Linked DNA regions of Homo sapiens: all the other regions are linked to region 1. A link is a contact called in ENCODE Hi-C or POLR2A ChIA-PET data. All regions are on one chromosome and are shown on one strand. Each heading gives the region's core, a stretch centred on a gene start or an enhancer-like site at or near the end of the contact. The rest is flanking DNA. Distances are from core to core; before and after follow the strand shown. Region 1 holds the start of NXF1 (nuclear RNA export factor 1). Region 2 holds the start of NUDT22 (nudix hydrolase 22). Region 3 holds the start of ESRRA (estrogen related receptor alpha). Region 4 holds the start of NAA40 (N-alpha-acetyltransferase 40, NatD catalytic subunit).

What was found. A loop is a pair of places that touch in the nucleus more often than their neighbours do. ChIA-PET counts read pairs that join two places held with the same protein, here RNA polymerase II (POLR2A). Pooled maps may share reads with other maps.
Region 2: a loop to region 1 is called in a pooled map, with 4 times the contacts of the local background. The contact joins the promoter of NUDT22 here to the promoter of NXF1 in region 1. A Hi-C loop is called at or near these places in 1 of 50 pooled maps. POLR2A ChIA-PET finds 5 or more read pairs at or near these places in 2 of 52 experiments (MCF 10A and naive thymus-derived CD4-positive, alpha-beta T cell).
Region 3: a pooled map shows a loop between it and region 1 (8-fold over the local background). The contact joins the promoter of ESRRA here to the promoter of NXF1 in region 1. A Hi-C loop is called at or near these places in 5 of 50 pooled maps. POLR2A ChIA-PET finds 5 or more read pairs at or near these places in 3 of 52 experiments (A673, activated CD8-positive, alpha-beta memory T cell and activated T-cell).
Region 4: a loop to region 1 is called in a map with no recorded cell type, with 20 times the contacts of the local background. The contact joins the promoter of NAA40 here to the promoter of NXF1 in region 1. A Hi-C loop is called at or near these places in 3 of 37 single-sample maps with no recorded cell type and 6 of 50 pooled maps.

Annotation. Positions count from the first base shown.
Region 1 is chr11:62,803,698-62,806,742 of GRCh38, reverse strand. NXF1 (nuclear RNA export factor 1) reads left to right here and starts at 1,303. Exons shown (of 21, transcript NM_006362.5): 1 at 1,303-1,414; 2 at 2,765-2,951. The coding sequence starts at 1,387. RefSeq lists enhancers at 785-834, 855-1,044, 1,011-1,510.
Region 2 is chr11:64,225,024-64,227,941 of GRCh38, reverse strand. NUDT22 (nudix hydrolase 22) reads right to left here and starts at 1,668. Exons shown (of 6, transcript NM_032344.4): 1 at 1,515-1,668; 2 at 810-1,307; 3 at 276-374. The coding sequence starts at 1,289. TRPT1 (tRNA phosphotransferase 1) reads left to right here and starts at 1,756. Exons shown (of 8, transcript NM_001033678.4): 1 at 1,756-1,892; 2 at 2,073-2,156; 3 at 2,362-2,443. The coding sequence starts at 2,082. RefSeq lists enhancers at 490-1,007, 1,008-1,527, 2,128-2,850 and a silencer at 1,553-1,962.
Region 3 is chr11:64,304,087-64,307,133 of GRCh38, reverse strand. ESRRA (estrogen related receptor alpha) reads right to left here and starts at 1,610. Exons shown (of 7, transcript NM_004451.5): 1 at 1,398-1,610. It overlaps CATSPERZ (catsper channel auxiliary subunit zeta), which reads right to left. Exons shown (of 5, transcript NM_001039496.2): 5 at 2,364-2,591. The coding sequence ends at 2,488. It overlaps KCNK4-CATSPERZ (KCNK4-CATSPERZ readthrough (NMD candidate)), which reads right to left. Exons shown (of 11, transcript NR_133662.1): 11 at 2,365-2,591. RefSeq lists an enhancer at 914-983 and a silencer at 1,394-1,903.
Region 4 is chr11:63,937,616-63,940,315 of GRCh38, reverse strand. NAA40 (N-alpha-acetyltransferase 40, NatD catalytic subunit) reads right to left here and starts at 1,314. Exons shown (of 8, transcript NM_024771.4): 1 at 1,214-1,314. The coding sequence starts at 1,219. RefSeq lists silencers at 1,208-1,393, 1,323-1,402, 1,663-1,712 and enhancers at 1,433-1,572, 1,811-2,311.

The DNA of each region.
Region 1 (3,045 bases), core at 54-2,553:
TGCCTCTAGGCAGGGGAGAACCAAGTGTTGCAACACTTCATTAGCGTGGAAACTTCCTTTCACACAGGGGAGCAGGATCCCAGAGGGGGTCCCTGATTGGGGGCAACTTCCAGGACTATCTCAAGCAGTGTTTGGACCTGTTTCATCTGTATCCTCCAACTATTTGGCCGTAATTCTTCCTTGAGCTAAGCGAGGCAGAAGCTCTGCCTGCTTCCAGGAGTGGAAGGTGAAGAATTTGTTCCCAACTCCAGTTGAGGCTTTTGATTCCCTCCAAGCACTTCACCAAATCAAAGCCAGTCACAGAGAATGGAGACACCTGCCCAGAATACCCACCGTCCAGGGAGATTAGTGTGCTTTGTTCTTCCTGACCGAGACTCACAACCACATTCTGAGGTCACTCGAGTGCCCCTGTCTCATACATTCCAAAGGAAGTTGAAGCTATAGAGACAACAGTCAGGGGCTGGTGGTGGTGCTTTTGGGGGTCTAGGAGAGCCCAAGGCCCTGATATTTTAAAATGTCCTCCTCGGCATCTCCAGCAAGTTGCCACTGCTGGTGAGCTTCACTGTCTGCCCCGTTGACACGATGGGTTTCTAGTAGGGGACGCCATTGATGGAAGGTCTGTGAAGACAATGCTCGCCAAACCCCTGACAGATGTCGTATCATTTGACTCAGCAACTCAGGGCGGGGCGGGGTGGGGGAAATTCATAACACAAATTCATTTATTTCACAAATATATGTTGAGTTTTTACCATGTGCCAGGCATAGTACCTGCCGAGTCAAGCCCTCGAGGAAAAAAAGCCCTTAATTAGTCAACGTTCGAGCTCACATTCTAATTCTCAACTTCGTGATTTGTTAATCCATCTTATAGGCGAAGAAAGCGAGGTATAGACAAGGAGCCGAGCTGAAACACTGGCTAGATTCCGGTAGGGGTCTGAGCCATCACTCCCACCTGGAGGCGCGGTCTCCATTCCTCTGAAGCCCTTTGTGCGGCCCCCTTCCTCACTGAGTTCTGGGCTGCGGCGGCAGCACTGTGCTCTAGCACTAACTCTGAAGCTGCCAGGGCAGCGTCAGCGGACAGATGAAAAGGTGCGGGGACATGCTGGCTGCCAGCCGGGGTTCCGCAAGTTCAGGTCTTGGGCGGGGCGTGGAGGGCCAGGCCCCGCCCCTCGAACGACGGCCTTAAGTGTGCGCACGCGCAGGGGGCCGCGCTTTCTCCGGGCGGCGGCACCGCCCACAGCCTGGGACGTCAGCGGCGCGCGACGTGCTTTGCTGTATAAATGCGGTGGCGCCCGGCGTAGGGACACTTCGGTCCTGAGCGCTTGGGAGTTAGGTTGTTTGCCGGCGTAGCGGCCAGCGCCTGAGCCCGCCCTTGATCTTCGCTGTGGCATGGCGGACGAGGGGAAGTCGTACAGCGGTAAGTGCTGGTCTTCGGGTCGGGAACTGGCTATCTGGGGCGCGGGTGGGCGGCGCCGGCCTAGGCCTCAGCCCCCGGGGCGTGAGGCCGCTAGGGGCCCGGCGTCCGCGGGGAGCGGCGCGCGGGGGGCCGGGCACTCGAGGTGGACACCCGAGTTGTTGACTCCTGGATTCCTGCTGGCATCCTGGTGTTGGGGGACCTGCGGCTCGGAGCGGATGGCTCGGGGGTAGGGTGACGGGATTCCTTTGAACTTTGTGGGTGGTTGATGCCTGTCAGTTAGGTTTGGCGGCCTGACTCTTCCTTTAATGTGAGTGAGTGCCCTGCTCGTGGGCTGCCCTGATGCCCTATTTTTTACTGCGTCCAGTCGGTCTTGAACTCTCGGGCCTGGGCTTTGGCTTAATATTCGAGACTTACACATCAACTGGATATTCTAGTCTGAACACTACACTGGGTGTTAGTTCTTTGTAGTAAGTTAGGAGTGCGTGGTGGAGGTTGAAACCGTGAATTTAAAACTCTCGTTTTCCACCCCCTTAATGTGGAATAACAACAGCATTTCTTAAGAGTGTGTGTGGGGAGGGGAAATGAGATCATTCCTATCAAGTGCCTGAAGCATAGTGGCCGGCACTGGAGAAAGTTCTCAGTGAATGTTAGCTGCGCCTTCTATGTTCTTTTTTCCTAGGGTCATTTGTTGAGATTCATTGTTTACAGAGTGCTGGGTATTAGGCAGACCTCTTTTGGGAGTTAGGGACCTTTTTTAAGACGCCAGTCCTACACAGCATGAATCAGAAGGTCATCTTCCTGGAGAGCATTCCAGGGTCCCTGGTTAAGCACCCTAGCCTGGCACTGCCACTAGAGCCTGAGTCTAGAATTTGTCTCCTGAGTTAAAGGACATTTCTGGCCATGGAAACGAAGAGCTCCTCACAAAACTTCAAAGTGGCAGTTTGAGAACAAGGAGAATTTTTAGAGGATCCTTAAACTGGTCATATTTGTAACTGGCGTCTGCACTGTATAGACAAAGTACTGAGTGGCAGATTTCAGGTGGCTTTCAGAGGTCTGATTTGTGTTCAGTTACACTTTTGGGTCTCACATTTCTACATCCTGCTTCTCTCTAATTCCAGTTTCTACTTCATTTTTCAAAAGCCCTACACAGTTTTCCAGTAACTTTTCCCTGATGCTGCCCTCCCACAGAGAGGGTTCTTTCCTGTGGATAGGGAGCGGAGTTTGCATGGAGATGGCCTCTGTCGTTAGTATGTATCTCTTCCAATAGTTCAGAGTACTAGAAGCTATGATTGCCACACCAAACCGGACCAGTTACTTACTTCTAATTTGTGTTCCTGTTTCTAACTCTAGAACACGATGATGAACGCGTTAATTTCCCTCAAAGAAAGAAGAAAGGCCGGGGTCCCTTCCGGTGGAAATATGGTGAAGGAAACCGTAGGTCTGGAAGAGGCGGTTCTGGTATTCGGTCTTCCCGCCTTGAGGAAGATGATGGAGATGTGGCAATGAGTGATGCCCAGGATGGTCCCCGAGTACGATAGTGAGTGACCAGTTGGTCTGGTTTGAATTTAGTGGCTCATGAGATTATATGGCCCTTTTACTGTCCATGTCATTTCCTTTCCCACCTGTTAGAG
Region 2 (2,918 bases), core at 419-2,918, 1.4 Mb before region 1:
GCAGAGATCGTGCCACTGCATTCCAGCCTGGGCAACAGAGCGAGACTCTGTCTAAAAAAAAAAAAAGAAAGAAAAAAGAAAAGAAGAAGAATCCAAGGCAGAGGGTACTGAGGGCTAGAATTCCACTCCAAGTATGTATAGCTGCAAAGCCAACTTCTTCCCTCATTGCTGGCCAGATGCCTGCAGGCCTCCTGCCAGCCCAGACCTGTAGAATTCTGGCAAGTCCTACCCCCTCCCTTCATGTCTACCACCCTGTCCAGGTCAACCTCACTCACCTCATCACAGATCTCCTGAAGGACACTGGAAAAGAGTTCATGTACCACCAGCTGCCCAGCGAGGTCCTGGTGCTGGGGGCTGCCACCAGGGCACAGGGCCTGTGAGAGGTCAGGCTCAGCCCCTGCTCCCCACCTCTTCCCCCTGCCCCATCTCAGGACCAGCAAGCCTATACCTGCTGGCCTTGAGGGTCTGATGTGGCACAGTGTAAGAGAGTTAGTGATCCTGAGTCTGGTGTCCTTTCCCTGACAGACAACCAGAGGTCCAGCTTCAAAGGAGATACACAGGGGGCAGGGGTGGAGTAGGGCATCTTCTTCCTGTGCCCAATCTTTCCTCCCGTGTTTTCTAGTTTCTCACAGGACTGGGGCAGGGGTCAGTGGGGAGGCAGGTGGACTGCCCTGAGCAAACTTCCAGAGAAATACCAGGCCAATTTTCCCTTTAAGGAATGAGGAAACCAAAGCTGGGAGGATTGGGAGGGTGGAGAGCTGCAGCTCCCTTGAGCTGTCTGGGTCTTTGTGCCCAGCCTGGAATCTCACCTGAGGCTCAGGGTGCCCACCAGGTACGTCCACCAGCCCAGGGGCCTCAGCCACCTGCCGGGAGCGGCGCAGGAAGACAAGGAAGTCATCGGCTGTGGCTAGTGCAGCGCCCACCCCCAGTGGGTCCGCCAGATAGGCCTGCGTGTCACCCCAGTCGGTGGCACCCTGCTGTCGCAGCCAGGCAGCTGAGCTGGACCAGTTGGTGCCCAGGAAGTCTCGGTAGGAAGTAAGGCCCAGGCGCAGGAGCAGCTGTGGCCCCCGAGAGCCAATAGGCGCCAGGGTGGCTGAGTGCAGGCGGAACTTGGGGGCGTCGAAGAGCCAGGGTTGGGCCTTTAGCCGGGTCTCCCAGATGGCAGTGATGGCCTCGTCCCCACCTGGCAGTGGGCGACGGTCATGGGCGGGGCTCAGCTCGGCCTGTATCTGCTCCTGGGGCAGGCCCCCGCCAGGGCACTGCAGCAGCAAGGTCACCTCAGGATCCATGGTCTGAACGGGGCAGCTCTGGGGGAGGATACGGCCAGGCCTGTCATCCAGGGGGGCCACTACCACTCCTGGGCTGCGCAGCTAGCCCCCTCTGTCGCAGACCTCCTGAGGGTATCCGCAGCGCTTCTCCACCCCCCTGACCACTCCTTGGGCAGTAAAACGTGCCATCTTCCCCGCAGGAGCCCCGAGTCCCGCAGGGTATCCAGGACGCCCGGGCATCCCTACCATCCAGAGGTCTTGGGTTCAGGCGCCCCAAATGCCCATGTCCCCCAAACCCAGGGGTCTGCCTCCGACCCGGGGCGCGCGGGGACCCCTTTCCAGGGCCCGGAAGCTCCAGCCTCCAGCGGGCGCTCACCAGCCGCCGGGTCCCTCAGGCTCCGCCCCTTCCCCGAAGCGGAAGTGCCCGCCCCCTTTCCACGCGGCTTTTCATTGGCGGGTCCGCCGCGGTCGAGGATCCTGGAGGTTTGTCCCCGCCGCCCCGACGCTTCCGCCCGGTCCGTCGGCACGTCGGCCCTGCCTCCCGGACCACCCTGCGGGGCGCACCAGCGATCTGGGGTGCGGGGCTCGGCCTCCCTGCGCTCCTGGCTGACCGTGTGACCTTGGGCAAGTCTGGCCTGCTGGGCCTTAGTTTCCCTCTCTGCAGCAGGGACTTGGGGGTGGTGAACTTAATGAGCCGTATACTCCCACCCAGCGCTCACTTCCTGAGGCTTTGTGACTTTCTGGGAGGGATGGGGACGTGGAAGGGGCCTTAAAGCAGTCCCCCCTCGTCACTGCCCCCCACAGGTCTTAACCATGAACTTCTCTGGAGGAGGGAGGCAGGAAGCAGCAGGGTCCAGGGGTAGAAGGGCTCCCAGACCCCGAGAACAGGTGCGCGCCTCCTCCCCACCCCCTCCCACCAGTCCAGGCTCCCTGGGAGTTGCTGGGGGGCGGAGCTGAAGGGTCCTACTATTCCTGGAGACCACTGGCACTCCTTTCTCTCTGGGCTCTCTCTGCAGTGGGTCATTGAGGGTTCAGGATGGGCAGTAGGGCAGGGTCACCATGGAGACTAGGGGCCACCGCTGGGTTCTTTCAGGACCGAGACGTGCAGCTGTCCAAGGCTCTGTCCTATGCCCTGCGCCATGGGGCCTTGAAGCTGGGGCTTCCCATGGGAGCTGGTAAGTAGGGGCCTTGGAGGCTGGGGCTTGAGCCCAGAGAGAAACGTGAGCCTGTCTGCGACTCCTCCCTGATGGCTGCCTCCACCGCTCCCTGAGGAAGGCACAGAGTGCACTTCCTCCCCATGCACAGAGGAGAGCAAGGCCTAGAGCCCCTGTCATGTCCACAGCAGACTGAGGAGAGTTCTTGTCTGGGCCAGGCCTGGTGACCGCCCCCTCCAGCCAAGCAGCCAGATCAGCACTTACCCCGAGGGCGAGCCCTGGAGGATACGGTGCAGCTGGTGGTGTGAGTGTGCACTCCGGGCCAGCGCTATGCTGGGCACTCACCTCCCTGCCCCTCCGTGAGGCAGATCCTCTTTTTATGTAAGTTGAAAAAACTGCGGCCCAGAAAGGGGAGACTTTCTAAAGGTCCCACAGAGGATGCCCAAGCGATCTCCAAGCCCAGACTTTGTTTCGGTTGCCTGTGGCTCCCTGTTAA
Region 3 (3,047 bases), core at 361-2,860, 1.5 Mb before region 1:
ACTGGTATGGGGGATGGGAGACACCCTGCCACACGGGTTGCCCAACCTCGGGCCTAGGGCCAGGCTTCCAAGCCCAGCAAGTGGGGAAGAAGGGGGGCAGAGTCCAAGGAAGGACTGCCCAGGAACACTGCCCCCTCCTAGCTGTTGCCATGGAAACAGAGTCTTCAGGGCCAGTAACTGACAGCAGGTCTCCCCCTTGGGAACCTGGGGGAGGCTTAGAAAGCCCCTACTCCCACCCAGGCCAGGGAGCAGGGTAACCGTAGCCCCCAGGCAACCTTCAACCCCACCTGGAATCCCTAGCCAGGAGCAGGATACTTCCCAGTTTTCTCCAGATGTTGGGGGGACCTCTGAGACCCTGCCCTCATCTGGGTATTCTGCATTGGAGAGCAGACCCAAGGCCAGTGGACGTGCTCACACCGAGTTCACACACTCCACTCACCGGGGTGCTCAGGAGCCCCACAAGCCCACGCAGGCTCGCTCTCTGCTGAGGGCTTTCACACTTGCACCGGCCTTCCCAAACCCGTGCTCACTCCTGCTCACACTTGTGCTCACACACTTCTCCTGGAGCGCACACCCCATCCACGAACTCAGTCAAGGCTCATGATCACACACACTCTCACTAGGTCTCCCCACATCCACACGCACAGGCACGGACTCATGAAAACACCTCCAGAGCTTTTCACACCTGACACGCGGCTGCCCTCCTGCCCCAGCATGCCGGTCCCAGGCACACGGCGGGCGCCGCTCCACCTCCTCGCGACCAGCCTGCAGGTCCACTCTTATACTCCCGCTGTCGCAGAGGCCGCCACCTCCCGGGGCGCCGCGTCCCGCCCCCAACCTGCGCACACCTTTGGGAAGTTGCCTAAAGTTGCTACGCCTCCCCCTCCCCGCCCGCGGGAGACCTCTACCAGGTTATCAGGAAGTAAGTGGGGAGAGCCAAGGAGGAGGAAGTTCTCCCCTGCCGGTGCGATGACCTTTGACCCAGAGAGGAGGGTGGCCCCAGGCCCCTTCGAGCGCCCCCACGTGGTCTTCAGAGCCCCTTCCCAGACATAGAGCCCTCCCCGTCTTCCACCCCGGCCAGCCCCAGGGACTTCGGCAAATGCGGGATTGAACCCTGCCCCGGAGCGGGCTGGATCGGAGGCCCAACCCTGACCCGAGTCAGGACCCGCAGCCAGAGCCAGATCCTGCCCCAGGCCGGCCCACCAGGACTCGGACGCCGGATCCCGCCTGAACCCTGACCAGTCCGACCCTCGACTGGGTCCCAACCGTGGCCCGGACTGGCCCCAGAGTCGGACCCCGCCTGCAGCCCGCCCCGCCCGCCTCCCTGCCGCGCTCGCACATGGCCCCCGCGCCCCGCCCGCCCACCCCCGCGGCAGCGCTCCCCTCCGCCCCCGGACCTGGGGCTCCGGCAGCGCGGTCGGGCAGGCATGGGGGCCGAGCGGCCCGGAGTGCCGGAGTGAGCCGGGGGCCGCGGGCGGCCCCTCCTCCGCCGCCTCCTCGGGCCGCGCCGCCCCACCGCGCCGCGTCCCCTCACTCGGCGGCGCCGCCGGCTGCTTGTAGGACACAAAAGGACATCGCGGCCGCTTCCTACTCCGCTTCCTCCAGCTGACAGCGGGGGTGGGGCCGGCCGTGCGCATGCAAAGCAGGGGGCGGGGCCCGGGGTCCTATGCTAATCAGACCAGCGGGGCGGGCGGCGCCTGCGCGCCCGGACGAGTCGGGGCGGAGCCGGCAGCGCCAGTGGGCGGGCCTTCGTGCAGGTCCCGCCCCGCAGCCCGCCGAGCCACTGCGGCGCACATGCGTACGCGGCCCCTGGGAGGGGCGGGGCCGGAGACGCGGAGGGCGGGGACAATAGAGCCGAGAGCAAGTGGGGCCAGAAGCGCTCTTTCGTAACGGAGGAGGCGGGGCTTGCTGCGCGCGAGAGGAGTGGGCGAGGCGGTGCAGGCTGCAGTCGCGGAGCCAAGAGACCACTTACAGATGAAAACGCAAGGGCGGGACGAGCGGAGAGGCTGGACCTGCTACCTATGCTTGAGGGGCGGAGCCTAGCGCGCCGTCGCGAGGAGGGAGGTGCTGCCCCGTTCCCCCTACCCCCTTCCCCCAAAGCGACACCAACTGAGCACTCGAACCGTAGACCCAGTAGCCCCACAGAGCTGCGGAACTCGGGGTGGGTGAAGCCGACTTAAAACATGCAATAAGTCCTGGATTGCGAGTCCCGGAAGGTAGGGCCGATAGGGCCCGGACGGAGAAAGCTCAAGGTCACTGCGGTGACCGAATGAAGGTCACTGCGGTGACCGAATGAAGGTCACGGGGAAGGGCGGGGCCACGTGCGTCCGCCTCACGCGGGCTGTCCTGCACTGACTCACGGACCATGCATCGACTCTTTTATTTCTTTAGGACTCAAATTCCACTCGGATGGGGTCAGGCTTGGGTCTGGGGACCGGGCTGGCACGGGGCTGGTTCGGGTCGCTGCTCGAGCCCAAGGTGGCGTTTTTAATTCACGTACAGCCTCTTGCTCCGGCGCTTCTTGAGCCCTTCGATGTATCGCTGCAGCTCCTTAGTCAGGAAGTGGTCCCTGCCGATCCCTAACTGGTAGCCTAGGAGGAGGGCAGAGCTCGGCTCAGGGCAGTGAGCAACCGAAAGGTCTCCCCACCAGGGGGCGCCGCATGTGTGATTCGAGGAACCGCAGATGATTCGAGGTAGCAGTAGCGCAGGGCACTCAGGTCTGTGTTAGCCTGGGGAACTTTGCATCTCTAAGGGTGCTGAGTGTTAAGGTGGAGGATGGATGAGGTCAAGGCTAGGGAAGAGGTTGCAGGCCTGAACTAGGGCGGTGGTAGCGAGCAGTTTGCCCACCTTCTGGACCAGCCACCCACTCTAAGCCATCAGCTGGCCCTTTATCACCGCTGGGCTTTCCTACCACAGCAGCAAAAGTTCACCCACATAATCCACTGTCCAAAGGCTCCTCACAACTCCCCAACCAGAGGCAGTCGAGGCCACACCAAGGCGGTCATCCCACTGTGCAGGTGGAGAAACAGCCACAGAAAAGCCTCCCT
Region 4 (2,700 bases), core at 65-2,564, 1.1 Mb before region 1:
GCACTTTGGGAGGCCTAGGCGGGTGAATCACGAGGTCAGGAGTTCGAGACCAGCCTGGCCAACGTGGTGAAACCCTGTCTCTACTAAAAATACAAAAATGAGCCGGGCATAGTAGCGGGCGCCTGTAATCCCAGCTGCTGGGGAGGCTGAGGCAGGAGAACCGCTTGAACCCAGAAGAAGGAGGATGCAGTGAGCCGAGATCGCGCCATTGCACTCCAGCTTCGGCGACAAGAGCAAAACTCCATATCAAAAAAAAAAAAAAAAAAAAAAAAAAAGAATACAGCCAATACTAGGAAAAGCGTTATCTTTTTAGGAGGGTGACTGATACTGCTGTAATTGAGACTTAGTAAGGTGAACGCACAGAAACTTGCAAATAACTTCTGCCCTACCCTATATCCCGGGAAAGTAAACTAAAATGCACCTCCAGGCTGCCGGCACGGAACAAGTGGTCAATATCCATCCGCGGCTGGGCCGCCGCCCCCGCCTCCCCGCATCTTCCCCGCACACCTGCACAGCCCTCCCCTTGCAAAAAACACCTGCACTACCAAAACCCCTAACAACCCAAGCGGTCGTAAGAACCATTTCATTGCAACCAGGAGGCGTCGAAGGCAGGAGTCTATGGGAAAGGAAGGCTGTGTTTATCAGGAGCAGCAGGAACCTGGTGGAGAGGTTTCGAAAGAGTGTAGGGGAACCGGCTTCGCTGAGACTCGAGTAACGGGAAGGGCAGTGGACTGGGATTCGGGAGGCCCAAGGTGGGGTCTGACGCCCCCGACAATATGACCTTGGCTAGGCGCCTTCTTTCCTCTGGGCCTCAATTCCCTCCAAGCCAGGGTTGACCTCGGATGTGAAAAGCGACGAAGCTGGTGACAGCCAGGTGATGAGTGACCCTGGGGGAGCGGGAAGCTAACCCCAGGGTCCCCGCGGGGGACGGTGGTGGGGAGGCCAGTAACGGGTCCGCGAAGCAGGAAGGGGCGGGCGTGACGCTGGGGGCGCCGAGGGGGTGGGGCCCCGGACCAGGGGCTCTCCAGAGGATTCCCGGGCTAGGCCTAGCGTAGGGACCCTTAGAATGGGGGAGTCGGGTCATGTGGGGGTCAGGGGTCACGTGAGGCTGGAGGGGGTCGGGGTCACGTGAGAGGGGGGTTTAAGAACAAAGGGGGCGAGGGTAGCGAGGAGCGCCCCTGGACCTCCCATCTCCTCTCTCTGCCTCACTCACCCCCATAGCGGCGGCGACAACGCTCAGCTTCTTCTTCACACACTTGCCGGCAGGGAGGCGGCAACGGCGGTGGCTGCAACAGCGGCGGCAGCAGAGCGGACGGCCCTGCAACGCGCATGCGCCTCGCAGCTTCCCCCCCCCCCCCCGCCCAACCGCGCGCCCTCGTACCGCGCCGGCGCAGAACCGGCGCAGGGCAGCGGTGAGCCGGCGCGCAGGTGGAGCGCCCGCTAGGCTGGCCGAGGGTCTCCGACCAGGAGGAGGCGGGAGCGCGGAGGAGCGTCGCGCCGGGAATGACGTGCGGCCAGAGCCCGCCCCCTCGCAGGGCTGCGTCTGTAACTATGGCAACGGCGGCGCCAGGCCTGGCTGCTCACCCAGGCCGTGAGTCGCGCGCCGCTGGGGGCCGGGTGGTTGGCAGCACCTCCCCTGCGGCCAGCGACTCCTTGGCCCCGCGCGTAGCAGCCGGCGGCACAGCCACCTTCCCAGGCGGCCAATCGCGTCTCGACCTCTAAAGTACCTGCCCCTCCAGAGCCCTAGCGCGCGTAGCGGAAGTCTTTGGAAACTTTCCCACCTTCCAGATCTTGACTCTTGAAATTCCTTTTCTAACCAGAGTCCTGTTACTCATTCATTCGTCTTCTAACCATTCATTCCCCCTCATTCATTCACGTTCTCAATAAAAATTAACTCGCATCTACGCGGTGCTGAGCCCAGGGGGCACAGAGAGGAGCGAGGTGCCATCTCAGCGCCACACCTCAGGGTTTAGAGGGGAGACGGGCACGTAAGCACTGTTTAGGAGAGAGTGGACAGTGCTGTTAGCGTGAACACCAGGCATCCCGGAAAGTTTTAATTTCAACCCATCCCCAGCACACCGGAGTGACCCGCACGTGACCCGAATCCAAACCGCCGGGGGCGCTTCCGCAGTGTGCACACCTCTGCCAACCTCCCCCAGAATCTCCAGGGGTGGAGCCAGAGTCTTCACTTCCTAGTGCTCCCCAGGTAGGGAGCGAAAATTAGTGAAATGCTTCAAGACGAAAATTAGTGAAATGCTGCCCAACACTTAAGCTTCATGGACTTTTTCAGGTTTTGCTCATTATTCCATCTTTTTGTTTTTTTAAGAGACAGGGTCTCGCGGTCGCCCAGGCTGGAGTGCAGTGGTGCAATCACAGCTCACTGCAGCCTCGACCTCCTGGGCTCAAGCGATCCTCCCGCCTCAGCCTCCTGAGTAGCTGGGACTACAGGTGTGCACTACCATACGCAGCTCAATTTTTATTTATTTTTTGTTGAGATGGGGTCTCACTGTGTTACACAGACTGGTCCCAAACTCCTGGGCCCAAGCGATCCTCCCACTTTGGCCTCCCAAAGTGCTAGGATTACAGGCGTCAGCCACTGTGCTTAGCCTCATTATTCCAACTTTAGTGCTCAGTACAGTGGTGGCCTCAACAACATTTATCCAGTGCCTACTGTATGCTAGGCACTGTTCCAAGCAGCAA